Linked DNA regions of Homo sapiens: region 1 is linked to region 2. A link is an interaction called in ENCODE POLR2A ChIA-PET data of the cell type or tissue named here. Cell type or tissue: OCI-LY7. All regions are shown on one strand. Links, peaks and the distances in the headings refer to the core of each region. The heading gives the core; the rest is flanking DNA.

Region 1 (7,860 bases), core at 1,101-3,600, 100 kb before region 2:
CCAGATCTAAACAAGGTCTATACAGTGCATTTGGTTGATATGTCTCTTAAGACTTTTAATTTGTAGCTTTTCTGTCACCCCCTTGAATTTATTTCTTGAAGAAACCAGGTTGTTGATCCTGTAGAATTTCTTATGATAGCTACCATTTACTGAGTGCTTACTCTGCTAGGTATTATGCCAAGGGTTGCTGGTAAATCCACTTAATTCTCATACCAATCCTTAGATGTATTATAATAGACCTTTTTCTGATGTTATATATAAGTAAATTGAGGTTTGGGAATATCTAGGTAACTTAGCCGTAGTCACATAACTGGTCATTGGAGGGGGCATGATCCAGATCCCGGGTTTTTAAACCACTAATCTGTTTTCCTGAAAGATCTTAATGACAGAAGCAGCCAGGGCTGTAGGATAGAGGCCAACTCATTAGGCTGGCATTGGCACCTTTCCAACTTTATCCCTACACCTCAGCTGCACAGGATGCCTTCCTGGAATGCCCTTAGTTCTCTATTCAACCTCTTCAAGGCCTTCTCAGCCTTCACACCATCTCCATGAAACCTTTCTTGACCACACCAGCCCATAGAGCTCTGTCTTGCACACACTGCACTGCTCATTTGGTGTTCAGTCACATGCTGTTTGGGGAGGTTTCTTGTTTTTTTGTTAGTATTCCTGCTGTTATTTCTGAGCTCACTTTCTAGCTCTGTGAATACAGGGTCAGCCCTTACGCCACACTGGGGTCCCGTAGATGCTCTTTGTGCGATTAGGGAATGCTAATTAGAATACTATCTCTGGGCTATTTATGCTGCATCAGTCTTCCTGTCAAACAAGTTACAGTTGTGCTTATCTGTATTTCCGATGAGAATCAGGAATTTTTCTTCTGTTTAATGAATTTCTGATTGGTTTCAAAGTATTCTAACATAAGTAGCCAAATTGTACTATAGGCCTTTAAATGAAAAAAATAAAAAAGTAGTCCCAAGCCGGGCGCAGTGGCTCACGCCTGTAATCCCAGCACTTTCGGAGGCCGAGGCGGGTGGACCACCTAAGGTCAGGAGTTCAAGACCAGCCTGGCCAACATGGTGAAACCCCATCTCTACTAAAAATACAAAAATTAGTCATGTGTGGTGGCACGTGCCTGTAGTCCCAGCTACTCCAGGAGGCTGAGGCAGGAGAATTGCTTGAACCCGGGAGTTGGAGGTTGCAGTGACCTGAGATTGCACCACTGCACTCCAGCCTGGGCAACAGAGTGAGACTCTGTCTTAAAAAAAAAAAAAAAAAAAAATTCCAGACCTCTCCTTTTCACCCATAAATCCCTCTGCCCAGTGACAGCCACTTTCAGCTCCTTTCCCCTATGTCTTCTGGTATTTACCTTTGGATTTCTAAATAATAATATTAATTGACTGTTATTACTAATCTGTAATCCTTAGGTAATACCTGTTATATACTAGGTACTGTTCTAAGTGCTTTACAGCCATTAGCTTATTTAATCTCAACAACCCCTATGAAGCAGGGTCTATTATTGTTTCCTTTTACCGATGAGGACACTTAAGCACAGAAAGGTTAAACAGTTTGTACAACCTCACTATCATTAGTAGGTGTTAAAGAACCTAGGTAGTCTAGCTCCAGAATCGGTGCTTGTAATCATACTCCCCTCCTGTATTGTCTCTCATTGCTATTTCTTCGTCTGTCAATTTTAGGCATTATCTGTTAAGCTTTTAGTATGGGATATGAGCATTTAGTCTTCTTACACCATCACATTGGCTTCCTTTCCCCTTTCAGCTTCATAGTAATTTAAAAATAAATCAGTATTCTGTGTTTACATTATTATAACTCTGAAAGATTCATTTACTATCAAGCCAAATAGTGTAGTGTGATTTAATCTATTTTCTTCTAAAGCTTTTTGTTTTTCCTGGAGCTGACAATTGCATTATTTTTTCATTTGCTTAGTTTTCTGGTATTAATCACTAATTCTTTCCAAGCCTTTTGAGAAACTATAAAACCCTACAATTCTTGCTTGAACCCGGGAGGCGGAGGCTGCAGTGAGCCGAGATCGCACCATTGCACCCCAGCCTGGGCGACAGAGCAAGACCCCATCTCAAAAAACAAACAAACAAAAAACCCCTACAGTTCTGTTTTTCACATGGTCAAATGTATCAGCTGCACTATTTTTTTTTTTTGAGACCTAAAACTAGGGATTGCCTAAGCCTTTCCTTTTTAAAAAGTCAGGTTTATATAGGTATAACTTGCATACAGTAAAATTAACCTTTTTTAGGTGTAAGAGTTCTGAGAGGTTTGATAGAATATATCAAGGTATAGGGCCAGCGCCGATGGCTCACACCTGTAGTCCCAACAATTTGGGAGGCCAAGGCGGGAGGATCACTTAGGCCCAGGAGTTTGAGACCAGCTTGGGCAACATAGTGAGACCCTGTCTCTACAAAAAAAAAAAAAAAAAAGGTATCAAGGTACAGGAAATTTCCACTACCCAACAAAGGTCACTCACCCTTTTGTAGTTAATAACTTCTCTGCAACCTAGATCCAGCCAACTACTGATAAGATGTCTGTCCTTGTATTTTACCTTTTCCAGAATGTTACATAAATGGAGTCATACAGTAAGTAGGCTTTTGTGTCTGGCTTCAAGCCTTTACTTTTTATAAAGAATAACAATGGTAATAATTATAGCTGACATTTATTAAAGGCTGAGCGGATACTGTATACTGTGCTACAGGCTTTTCGTGGGTTATCTCATCACTGTTTCACATATGTAGGTATACAGTTCTTTCTTTAAAATATGTGACTGAAAAATATTATTGAACATTATGCTAAAATTTGTTACACTGAGAAGACTAAGAAAAACAGAGCTCATGTTTTCTTTCAACTGATTTCCTTTTTACATTGTACTTGAGTACCTGGAAGCTGCTTGCTTCTTTCCGCAGCTAGGATACAAACTCCCTGACAGTTAAGTGCTTCTTTACTTCCCATCCAGTGCCTTGCACAGGGCTTGGTACATGGTTTGGTCCAAAATATTTGTTGAATAAATTTGCAGATAGCCCACGTGTGTAGGAGAGGGAGAGAAGGTTCTTGAAAAATGGAGATTGGAGGAATCTAGGATGGGGAGGGAGATATGGGAAGGGCCCAGACAGAGGCAGGAGGGTTCCAACTTGTTCCTCTTCCCTGCAGCCCAGTGTTTCCCGGGCTCTTTGAGTTCTGCTCGCGTTACACAGGCGCATCTCTGCAAGGAGCAACCCAGCTGAACAACAAGGTGACATAGTCCCGAGTCCTGTTCTTCCTTTCCTCTGGATCCCTGGACTCGGGATTTAACCCTGATCCTGGGCTCCCAGCTTGAGGGGTGGGCAGGAAGGACTGTGACTTAGGTGTTTGTCTTTCAGATCTGTGATATTGCCATTAACTGGGCTGGTGGTCTGCACCATGCCAAGAAGTTTGAGGTGAGTGAGGAGGTGATGGGAAAGACAGTGGCCATCCTAGGGTAGGTGTTTAGGATGATGGTGGGGGGCAGCTGGGAGGGGAATTGCTCTTCTCTTTATGAGACCACTGTCTTGCCATAGGCCTCTGGCTTCTGCTATGTCAACGACATTGTGATTGGCATCCTGGAGCTGCTCAAGTAAGTAGCCCAGGAGGAGATGGGGGCAGTTACGGGATTCTTGGCTGAGGAGGTCTCTCAGTCTCAACCCTGACCTTGACCTCCCTCCTCCCTGATTAGCTTCTCCCAAGTTCTTGATGCTTTATTCAGGCTGCCTCTTCCACTGCTGCAGATTCCCTACTGCCTGCTCACATTTCAGCCTTCTCTGCATATCCCTCTCCTGTCCCTGCCTCTAGCCTCTAGGCTGGAGCCCCCAGTTGCCTTTAGGGAACTGGTGACATTAAGTTTCAGGTGACCAGGGCAGAAGCAGACTCTTCACAATTCGAGACCCGGTGTTTGAGAGGAGTGGGTTGGGGGGTTCACTTCTAGCTCAGACCCTGGCTTTGGCTTCCCTCTAGGTACCACCCTCGGGTGCTCTACATTGACATTGACATCCACCATGGTGACGGGGTTCAAGAAGCTTTCTACCTCACTGACCGGGTCATGACGGTGTCCTTCCACAAATACGGAAATTACTTCTTCCCTGGCACAGGTATGGGAATAGGGATTACTTTCCCCTTTGCACCCTTCAGCTCTTTACTATGAGTGCCTCCTTCTCAGCCTTCTAGTCTCATCTCAGGTGTCCCCTCCTCAGAGAAGCCTTTCCTTACCACTCCAGTTATCATAATCACCTCCTTCCCCATTCCTCTGTTACATCAGCCTCATTGTTTCCCTCAGAACACTCACTGCTATTTGTGTTTATTGTGGTTTTTTGTTTTGTTTTGTTTACTGCCTCCCTCCTCCTCATGGCTATTCCCTAAGAATATAAGCGTGGTGGGATATCGTAAATTTCATTAGTTCCATTCGTTGCTGCATCCCTACTGCCTAGTACACAGTTGGCTCAGAGTGGATCCCCCAAAACTATTTGCCCAATGAATGCAAGCTGCAAGAGATTTAGTGGCTCTAGGGAGTTTATGGTGAAGCTACATAGATGGAATGAGAGGCTCCCAGAGTGCAGATTGGGGCTGAAACAGCTGGGTTGTGGGTGCTTCCCATGTGTGGCTACCACCACCCACTTCCCTACAGGTGACATGTATGAAGTCGGGGCAGAGAGTGGCCGCTACTACTGTCTGAACGTGCCCCTGCGGGATGGCATTGATGACCAGAGTAAGTACCGAAGTCTTCCCTCTGTTCCCTAGGCCCCTTCTTTTTCTCCTTGAAATAACCTCTTCTGCCTGGTATTGTCTGCTGTTGGGCCAGTTGTCCTTAAGGATGAATGGCCTTCAGAGGGACCATGAATCTCTGGAAATTGTATGCAACATATCATGTGTATGTGCATTTTTCTGGGAAAAGTCATTGGCTTTCATCAGTCACTCATAGCAGTCTGGGATCCCTTCCAGAAGTTTCAGACCAGTGATTTGATTCTTTTGGGTGGCCCCTTTCCTGGGCTACATGCTCGCTCAACCCCCTTTTTCCTTTTGTTCCCTGTCTCCCCATCCCCTTGGGGTGCCAGGTGCCCATCTTTGGCCCTCTCCCAGGTTACAAGCACCTTTTCCAGCCGGTTATCAACCAGGTAGTGGACTTCTACCAACCCACGTGCATTGTGCTCCAGGTAATACTGTCAGTTCCTCCTCAGGAGTGTTCTGCCTGGGCTTGGGGAAAGAGAGCAAGGGAAGAGGAGGTTCTTTAGGTTGGTGGTGGAAGGGGTATCTGTGATGTTCTGATCAGTTCTGATCACTGCACTTTCCTGGGGTTTTGCTTTTTGCAGTGTGGAGCTGACTCTCTGGGCTGTGATCGATTGGGCTGCTTTAACCTCAGCATCCGAGGGCATGGGTGAGACTTGCTCTCCTTCTTCTCCCCAAGGTTTTTAAGTGGCCTTGGACTTCAGTACGTGGGTGGGGGTAGTTGGGGAATGGGCCTCACCTCTTCTTGGAAATCAAAAATAGCTACAAATTGTACTTGAACTAGAAATGTCATCTTGAACAGGGTTCCCTAGATGGTCATTCATTCACGATATATTTTTATTAAGCACCTGTTATGTTCCAGGCATCATACCACATCATGGGGATGGAATAAGGAGTCTCCCATGGAGTTTACAGTTTAGGAAACAGACAAAAAATAAATAATCAAATGAAATAAATAGATTCTTATAAATTCTGTGAAAGAAAAAAAGAAAGCTGAGACACAGGATACAATGGGGGACCTACTTGAGATAGCATGGTTTCGGAAAGTTTTTCTGAGGAAGTAAAATTTGAGTTGAGACCTGGAGACTAAGAAGGAGTGAGTCATAAGAGGAGCAGAGAGAAGCCTGACCCAAGCATGGACAAAGGCCCACAAAAGGCTCTGAGGGCTGGGCCCAGTGGCACACACCTATAATCCCAACACTTCCAGAGGCCAAGGTGGGAGAATCGCCTGAGGCTAGGAGTTTGAGGCCAGCCTGGGCAACATAGTGAGAGCCATCTCTACAGAAAATAAAAAACAAAATCAGCTGGGCATGATGGTGCATGCCTATAGTCCTAGCTACTCAGGAAGCTGAGGCAGGAGGATCACTTGAGCCTAGGAGTTTGAGGTTACAGTGAACTATGATTGTGCCACTGGACTTCAGTCTGTTGAGGTGAGGTCCGAGAAGCTGGCCATGGTGAGATTGTGCAGAGCCTTTAAACCCTGGTAAGGAGTTTGAATTATATTCCAAAGATGATGGGAAACCATTGAAGGATTTTAAGCAGGAAAGTGACATGATCCAATTTGTGTTTGAAAGTGACAATTCTGACTGCTGAATAGAGAAAGGTTTGGGTAGGGGGGATGGAGATGGAAGTAGAAAGACCAGTTAGGAAGCCATGGTGTTGGTTAGGTGCCCAGACTAAGGTGGAGGGGGTGGCAATGGAGAGAAGTAGATGATCTGAGAGGTGTGTGTGTGTGTGTGTGTATATATATATATATACACACACACACACACATATATATGTTTTTTTTTTTCTTTTTTGAGATGGAGTCTTGCTCTGTCACCCAGGCTGGAGTGCAGTGGCACGATCTTGGCTCAGTGCAAGCTCTGCCTCCTGGGTTCAAGCATTTCTCCTGCCTCAGCCTCCTGAGTAGCTGGGACTACTACAAAGGCGTGAGCACCGCGCCGGGCGTGAGTTATATTTTCAAGGCTAGAATTGACAGAACTTGGGTTGATGAGAATAGTTGATTAGCAGGCAGGGTGCCAGGGAGGGTGTTGAGCAGAACAGAGGGGGGACTGTGCTTTATTTTAAAATTTTTATTGAGACACAGCATATAAAGTATACCCAAATCTTAAGGGTATAACATAATGAATTTCACTATCAAGATAAAGATTTAGAACATTTATAGTTTTCTTGTGCTCCTTTCAGGCAATACCTAAAGGTATTTACCTTGTCTTTTGATAACCTCCTCCACATCTTCCTCTGGTTCCTTTTAACAGGGAATGCGTTGAATATGTCAAGAGCTTCAATATCCCTCTACTCGTGCTGGGTGGTGGTGGTTATACTGTCCGAAATGTTGCCCGCTGCTGGTGAGCACTCTCCTGATTTCCTCCCCTGTTGTCCAGTGTGAGCTAGGGTGTCCCTCAGATATGGCCACATGGGTCCTTCAGCCCACTTGGTCAGCCTGCTCCCCTCTGCTGGTTGGTTTCAGGACATATGAGACATCGCTGCTGGTAGAAGAGGCCATTAGTGAGGAGCTTCCCTATAGTGGTAAGGACCACCCCACAACACCCCCATAACAGGAAGGCCATTCTCACCAGATTCCAGAATGACCTGGTTTGAAGGCACATGGGAAATTTTACACTCTCAGAGCTCTGCAGACTAAACCCCTGGGCTCAGAGCAGGGAAGAGATTGGGCAGCTATTATGTAGGTGCTCTGGATGGGAAGGAAAAAGATTGGGAAGTCTTGTTAGCTGCCTTTCTCAGTCTGAGCCATACTTTCTCCTCTCCTCCCCAAGAATACTTCGAGTACTTTGCCCCAGACTTCACACTTCATCCAGATGTCAGCACCCGCATCGAGAATCAGAACTCACGCCAGGTCAGCAGCTCAGAAAAGCTGAGCACAAACTTCTCCTGAAAGGTGGAGCCCAGGAGAGGTCAAAGATGTGGGAAGTAGGAAAAACCAAAGAGAAGGAAGTTCTAAGCCATCACAGTCACTGTTATTGACTAGGAGGCAGTCCAGTTTAAAGTAGAGGCAGTTGGGGTTGGTGGGGAGGGAGAGCTATCAGTTGGGGGACCTGAACTAGAGGTACCACTGAGATGAAAACCAGTATGGTAGGGGTAAAA
Region 2 (7,860 bases), core at 1,924-4,423:
TCCAGAGATGAAAGGGTATTTTCCGTAAAACCCACTCATAGTCTTGTGATGCAGTTATTGTCCCTGTTTATCCAAATGAGAAAACCAAAGTTTAAATGATGCGAAGTGCCCAGATCACACAGCCAATAAGTACACATACCCATAAGTAAAGTCAGTGATACAATGAGACCAGTAAACTGTCACATTATTCTTGATTATATAATCTTAAATTATTGTCAATAACTATTACTACATAGTGTCTGTGGTGAAGTCTTATGGAGATTAAAGTATTGTGAGTCAGTTCCTCTTCCCAAGAGTATCTCTAGGAACATAAGACATGAGTAATTGGTTTAAAAAATGATACAAGAAAGACAATGGTGTAGTACATTATGATTTCTAGTGTTATGATATTGATATGGAAAACAGAATTTAAGAAAAGAAAATTGAGAGTAGTATAGGATAGGATGGTCTGGAAGATGGAATTTAGTGATTAAATGTCTCTCATGTGCTAATGATACAAAGCTGAATAAGACAATAGTCCCTGTCTGCATGAGCCACGTATTTGGTAAAGACAGAAAGGCAGATGATAACAGTGCAGATTAATAAATGCTATGATGGAGGTATGCTAGAATGTTTATGAGAGTACTAGGAAGGGAGGGATCTAAATCAAGTGGGGGCAGTGTTGGAGGGGCAAATCCCAGAAGATATTCTAAAGGAGGTACTACTTAAACTGAGTTGAAAGACCAATTAAGGAATTAAGGAGGCTGGGCATGGTGGCACATTCCTGTAATCCCAGCAGGAAGCTGAGGTGGGAAGATTGCTTGAGACCAAGAGTTCAAGACCAGCCTGGGAAACAAAGCAAGACCCCTGTCTCTACAAAACATAAAATACTAGCTGAGCACAGTGGCGTGTGCCAGTAGTCAACTACTCAGGAGGCTAAGGCAGAAGGATCACTTGAGCCCAGGAATTTGAGGTTGCAGTGAGCTGTGATTGCACCACTGCACTGCAGCCTGGGCAACAGAGTAAGACCCGTCTCAAAAAAAAAAACCAAAAAATTAAGTGAAGGCGGGAAGGTTGGCTTGTTTCAGGAGAGGGATCAGCATGTATGAGAGCATGAGATAACATTGTGCAGTTCAGGAACTGCAAGTAGTTGAGTACAACTGAGTAAAGTTTAAATCAGGAAAATGAGTGAGATTATCCTGTGTAATTTTTAGGAAGGCTGCTTTGGCAGTGATTTTGAGGCTGGATTGCTTTTTATCCTGTGTAATTTTTAGGAAGGCTGCTTTGGCAGTGATTTTGAGGCTGGATTGCTAAGGTAAGGGGAGACTATAGGCAGAGATGAGTTATGTCATTGTTTTAAACTAGGTGAGATGTGATCAGGGCCTGAAACTAAGGTGATGAGAATAAGAGAGGGAGAGGATATTAAGATGGTAGAATTAGGCTAGGTGCAGTGGCTCATGGCTGTAATCCCAGCACTTTGGGAGGCTGAGGCAGGTGGATCACTGGAGGTCAGGAGTTCGAGACGAGCCTGGTCAACATGGCAAAATGCTGTCTCTACTAAAAATAGAAAAATTAGCTGGGCATGGTGGAGCACGCCTATAATCCCAGCTACTCATGGGGCTGAGGCAGGAGAATCGCTTGAACCCGGGAAGCGGAGGTTGCAGTGAGCCAACACCATGCCGTTGCACACCAGCCTGGGTGACAGAGTGAGACTCATCTCAAGCAATAAATAAATTAAAATAAAAAACTAGCCAGATGTGGTGCCGCATGCCTATAGTCCCAGCCACTTGGGAGACTGAGGTGGGTGGAGGATTGCTTGAGGCTGGGAGGTCCAGGCTGCCATGAGCTATGACTGCACTGCTGCACTCTAGCTTGGGCAACAGAGTGAGATGCTGTCTCAAAAAAAAAAAAGAGAGAGAGAGAGAGAAGGTAAAATTAATGGAATTTAGTGATTGACTTGGGATAAAGGAGAAGGTGCTTTGAGGTTTAGGTCACTCTGCGGAAAGTGGTACCATTTACTGAAATAGGAAAATTCAGCAGGAACAGATTGTCTTTTCGGGGAGGTGGATGTGAGAGGTAGCAGGTTGGTGTCTTACTTAAAGTATATTCTCTAAGTGGCTGCCATCTTTTCATTGGCTTTGTGGTTATGGAATAAATCAGAGTCGTGGAAGTGAGAGAGAATAGGCTAGTTTAGATTGCTATAAAGTGAAAGAAAGAGAAACTGGTAATTTAGAGAGGAACATTGAGTAAGATTTAAAAAACTTGATTATGTATATATGATGAAGGGAAAGGTCTGTGGGGCTGCCTCTTCTGTTGACACATGAGGAAAGGATGAGTACATGGGAGTATATATACTTAGACGTAAATATATGAACACATGCCTCCTATAAGCTTACGAAAATGTTGGTATAGTTTTCTTCTAGGCGATTCCAAAAGGCTTATCTGAGTCTTTTCTAGTCTGGCTCTAACCAAGAGCCCTAGTGCTTTATTTTTAAGTAGGATAAGAGAAAGCTGAGCAAGTAATTTGACCAGTGGCTTTGATTTTTCTCAGTGAAGAGGAGCAGGGTCTTCCTGGAACAAATGGGGAAGTGGTGGGGCAGTGGGGAAAGTGGGAATATGTTGGAGGACCTGCCAAGAAGGGTGGGAGAAAGTGGAATTGGGACACACAAAGAGAATTGCTAACAGCGCGGAGGCCCCAGTTATCATTGGTGCTACTGCAAATTCATAGACTCCAGTCCGCATCAGCCTAGGTGTCAGAGTAGAGAAATGAAATGGCTAGACTGACCAGGGACCCAGAAGGAGAAGGAAGCAAAAGAAAGGTAATAGTAGGAGTAATAATACTAATGGGAGTCATAGTAGAGAGCAAATGAACTGATGGTTTAGAGGCTCCTAATGAAATAGGAAAGGCAGAGTGGAACTGATATATCAGTGAAAACAGAATGGTCAGGAGACTGGAAAGAGAGGTCCTGATAAGGCTGAAGAGTCAAGTGAGAGATTAGAAAGGGAGAGTTGAAAAAACAGGATGTATTTGTTAGGGAATAGGATATGGTGGTTTAAGGTCAAGGCAGCTTTGAGGATCACGTCCTGAGAGTGGGGAACTAAAGTAGAGTGGGGTGAAAGTCTTTGACGTATATATACTTTTTTGAGACGGGTCTCGCTCTGTTGCTCAGGCTGGAGTGCAGTGGTGCGGTCACAGCTCACTGCAACCTTGACCTCCTGGGCTCAGGTGATCCTCCCACCTCAGCCTGCCGAGCAGCTGGGACTACAGGTGCACACCACCACGCCTGGCTAGTTTTTGTATTTTTTGTGGAGATGAGGTTTCCCCATGTTGCCTAGGCTGGTCTCAAACTCTGGGGCTCAAGCGATCCGCCCACCTTGGCCTCCCGAAGTGCTGGGATTACAGGCATGAGCCACTGTGCCTGGCCTAAAAGAGCCCTGTTAGGAAGATTATCCAGCATAGGTTTGCAGGATGGGTTGGAAGCGGGAACAGACCGAGAAGAACATGTCTTAATATCTCATTTTCTGGCAGCAATCTTTTTGGGTTCCTTCCGCATGCCCTATCAAGAGATTAAGAATGTCATCCTGGAGGTGAATGAGGCTGTTCTGACTGAGTCTATGATCCAGGTAAGGAGTAAGGTGGTTCTGCTGGAGCAGGCTCTTCTGTGTCGCTGGGCACTGGCCTCATCTCTGTGTAGATGAAGAGGATCCTCCTCCAGCATTGCTGACTTATGAATGCTGGCTTTGAGAAACTGCCTTTTCTCTGGTGGTCAGATTACTTCTGGTATATTTTGCAAAAGTACCCCCATCTCAGTAGCTGCCTCTCTTCTCCCACCATATGTTTCTTTCTGTATGGTCCTTGAGCAGAGTGTGGGACTGACAACAGAGTAAAAGTTGTTTAGGCTTGAGTTGTTAGCGAATTCCCCTCCAGCTGAGATGTCTCTTCTGTCTTTCAGAACCTCATTAAGCAAATGCCAGAGCCAGAGCAGTTAAAAATGCTTTCTGAACTGAAGGATGAATATGATGACCTGGCTGAGTCAGAGCAGTTTGGCGTGGTGGTGAGTGAGGCCTGTGGCAGTAAGCGGTTTTCCACCTCCTGTATTCCCCTCCCCTCTAGAGAGCAGCCTGGGCATATGCTCCTTGCCGCTTGTCTGTTTTTGAACCTGTCTTAATCTCTCTCTTCTCCCTGCTCTGGAGCTGTGATCCTCCCATAGGAGGCTCAAGCGTGTATCTTTTTCTGACTTCCCCCTCTTTTGACTGTAATGGAACTGCTTGTGTTCTTTACTAGATGGGCACTGTGCCCCGACTGCGGCCTCGCCTCAATGCCATTCTCTTCAAGCTACAATTCAGCGAGCAAGTGGAGAATATCAAGCCAGAGATTGTGTCTGTCACTGCTGCATGTGAGGAGTTACGTAAGAGTGAGAGCTTTTCCAATCTCCTAGAGATTACCTTGCTTGTTGGAAATTACATGAATGCTGGCTCCAGAAATGCTGGTGCTTTTGGCTTCAATATCAGCTTCCTCTGTAAGGTGAGCCAAAGAGGTAGGGCAGGACAACACAAGGAAGGCTGTAGCCTCTATGAGTTCAGTGTTGGCAGGAGGCCATCTTGGACATGTCAGGATTTAACAGTTTCTCCTCTTTCTCTAAGCTTCGAGACACCAAGTCCACAGATCAGAAGATGACGTTGTTACACTTCTTGGCTGAGTTGTGTGAGAATGACTATCCCGATGTCCTCAAGTTTCCAGACGAGCTTGCCCATGTGGAGAAAGCCAGCCGAGGTGGGGCAGTTTGGAATGAAGCTAGAGCCCAAAAGTCTCTGCATGGGGAGGGAAATAAGACACAGTCTAGATGTGAGAGCATTTTCAGTTCAGACTATTTCAAGTGGAAATGAGATAGGATTTAGGCATGGTGCCTAAGTCACAAGGGCAGAGCGTATGGCTGAGGAGAGATCTTTATGTGTAGAAATAGGAAGCACTCTTTCTCTTCCTAAGGAAACACCAAACACCAAAAAACAGCTAGAAAGGCAGGTGTTTTTAGTCTAGGTTAATAGTTCTTTTCATTAAGAAAACATAGACTACATTAACAAAAATTAGGCCTCACTGTCCTGGAACTAGACAAAGAAAAAGCAGCATTCACTGGAAATTGGAACAGATTTCTGCCCCCGCCTCTATATTTCTATGTATATCTCCTTCCTCCCAAACCCTGTTCTCTAAAATAAATGAGACCAAGATCTCAGGGGATTTCATAGATTCATGTTAAATTAAATGAAGTCTCTCTTCTGTTCCTAGTACTGCATACCTTGTGAAGGCTGGAGGTTCAATGATCAAATAATTTATAGTTTCACTGGAAAGATGAAAACTTAAGTATGTGACACAACTAAAGTACATAAGGAACTAAAATTATTAAGTACCAGAATGTGTGTATAGACTGAAGCTATGCTCTGAAAGGTGAAACTAAGGGGTGTTGAGGCTGGGATTATTAGTAAGCTCTTGCTGTCTGTTTTTATGGTTTTTTTTTTTTTTTTTTTTTTTAGTTTCTGCTGAAAACTTGCAAAAGAACCTAGATCAGATGAAGAAACAAATTTCTGATGTGGAACGTGATGTTCAGAATTTCCCAGCTGCCACAGATGAAAAAGACAAGTTTGTTGAAAAAATGACCATATCCTCTCTTGAAAGGAGGGAGTTGTTCCCTAGGAAGGGAAAGAAAACTTCCTGTAGTGGGGGAAAAACAGGATAGATAGGGCAGTATGCAATTTTTTTCTCTTAAAAAACTCTTTTTCTTTAAATACATAGTTTTTTGGGTTTGTTAGTATTTTGAGACAGGCTCTCTCTGTGTCACCCAGGCTGGAGTGCAGTGGTGCCATCACGCCTCACTGCAGCCTTGACCTCTTGGACTCAAACGATCCTTACCCCCTCAGCCTCCTTGGTAGCTGGGACTACAGGCATGTGCCACCAGGCCCTGCTAAACTTTTTGTAACCTTTTTTTCTTTAGAGATGGGGTCTCACTTTGTTGCCCAGGCTGCATAGTTCCTGAGAGCATTCCATTGTTGTGGAGTAGAAGCACACCATGCAGATCAACCATAAAAGTCCCACCAACTCCCCTGCCTGTACCCCGTCTCCACTACACACGCTCACACATGCTTCCCTCTCTTTCCCCTCCCCAGAGGTAACCACTGCCACTGGACTTTATTCTGATTTGCACCTCATACATTTATTTTAAACAAAAACTGCATTGTATTGTGTTTTGCACATATGTCTTGGCCATGTTTCCATAATAGTATTTATAGAAAACCTCCTTTTAGGTCAAGAGATGGAGACCATCCTGGTCAGCATGGTGAAACCCCATCTCTACTAAAAATACAAAAAAATCAGCTGGGCGTGATGGTGCGCGCCTGTAGTTCCAGCTACTTGGGAGGCTGAGGCAGGAGAATTGCTTGAACCCAGGAGGTGGAGGTTGCAATGAGCCAAGATCGCGCCACTGCACTCCTGCCCGGCGATAGAACAAAACCCTGTCTCAAACAAACAAACACAAACAAACAAACAAACAACAGTTTAAACTGCCACCTTCTTTTTTTATAGGTGTACCATAGTTCATGGTTTACTATTCCCCTATTTAGGGGTACCTACATGGCTTTGGTTTTTGCTGTTATAAACAGTGCTGTATTGAACATCCCTTTGCATGCCAGTACTCATCTTTGAGTAATTCCTTGGGCTAGAGAAGTGGGTCTGCTTCTTGGTCTTGGTCTTGGTCCTTTACTCCTTGGCTGCACAGCTTTGTGAAGGATGCACAGGAACAGTATAACAAGCTGCGGATGATGCATTCTAACATGGAGACCCTCTATAAGGAGCTGGGCGAGTACTTCCTCTTTGACCCCAAGAAGTTGTCTGTTGAAGAATTTTTCATGGATCTTCACAATTTTCGGAATATGTTTTTGGTGAGCAAGGGATACTTGCTGACTGAATCTTTTGTGGGCATTTCTCACTTTCCCCTGGGTTCCTGTTGGCTGGTAGTAGGTATACAATGCCCATGTGTTCCTTCCTCCTCTTCCCTGCCCCAGCAAGCAGTCAAGGAGAACCAGAAGCGGCGGGAGACAGAAGAAAAGATGAGGCGAGCAAAACTAGCCAAGGAGAAGGCAGAGAAGGAGCGGCTAGAGAAGCAGCAGAAGAGAGAGCAACTCATAGACATGAATGCAGGTGAGGAGTGAAGACGGGTTGATGGGCTGAGATAGGAATGTTGGGAAGACTTCTCTGCCTAGAGTCTAGAGGCAGAGTCTCATGTCTGAGCTCACCTCCTGGCAAATGATTTTTGGCAGTCTTCACTCCGAGATCCTGATGCCGGACTTTAACCCCAATTCTGATACATGCGCATTCCAACTTGCCCTGGTTAAACTATTACCTTTTCTCTCCTTTGCTCGCTCTTGCATTCTCTCTCATTCCCCTGTGATTGTGGTATTGCTGTGATATATACTGTTTTCCTTCTGTCCATCCAAAGGTTCCTCTGGCCTGTTCTCATTCCCTCCACTAAATCTTTCGGGTTTTTTTCTGTAAAATATTTTCCTGACGCTCCTCCCATCTTTTAATTGTGGCGTGTCTTCCCTTTCTGCTTATTTCACAAAGTACTATGTCCCTAGTACCTTAGCACAGTTGTATGCACAATTAGATTTTAAATGGATTGAACTTTTGGAGCGGGTGGGGAGCCGGTCACCCTCTTCTTTCTTCAGCAGAATCTCTGTTTCACTACCAGAAGCATGTCTTTGTTGAAACATATGGTTTCAATTACTGGCCCTCTGTTTCCTGTCTCTGCTTCTTTCTTGCTGCAGATTCCCTACCCCTTCGCCCCCACTGCTCTCTCTGTGGGCAGCGGAAATACAGCATACACTGCTCAC

Evidence for each region. Peaks named below come from ENCODE experiments on the same cell type or tissue, not always from the same donor. Only the 100,000 strongest peaks of a DNase experiment are listed, where the experiment ranks them.
Region 1: POLR2A ChIA-PET joins it to region 2 with 11 read pairs; 6 of 35 experiments call an interaction of 5 or more read pairs at or near these places.

Annotation. Positions count from the first base shown.
Region 1 is chr5:141,625,437-141,633,296 of GRCh38, reverse strand. HDAC3 (histone deacetylase 3) reads left to right here. Exons shown (of 15, transcript NM_003883.4): 4 at 3,172-3,253; 5 at 3,381-3,437; 6 at 3,558-3,613; 7 at 3,991-4,124; 8 at 4,658-4,738; 9 at 5,110-5,183; 10 at 5,340-5,404; 11 at 7,014-7,103; 12 at 7,226-7,284; 13 at 7,533-7,612. Among named protein-coding and RNA genes, the nearest start is that of HDAC3, 7.5 kb to the left of the region's middle. In OCI-LY7, for the core only: no CTCF peak of the experiment used is centred there; no DNase peak of the experiment used is centred there.
Region 2 is chr5:141,525,346-141,533,205 of GRCh38, reverse strand. DIAPH1 (diaphanous related formin 1) reads left to right here. Exons shown (of 28, transcript NM_005219.5): 20 at 3,509-3,603; 21 at 3,933-4,034; 22 at 4,265-4,504; 23 at 4,624-4,753; 24 at 5,509-5,633; 25 at 6,745-6,909; 26 at 7,033-7,168. Among named protein-coding and RNA genes, the nearest start is that of DIAPH1-AS1, 29 kb to the left of the region's middle. In OCI-LY7, for the core only: no CTCF peak of the experiment used is centred there; DNase peaks (open chromatin) are centred at 3,205 and 3,945; H3K4me3 peaks cover 2,451 bases; H3K27ac peaks cover 2,500 bases.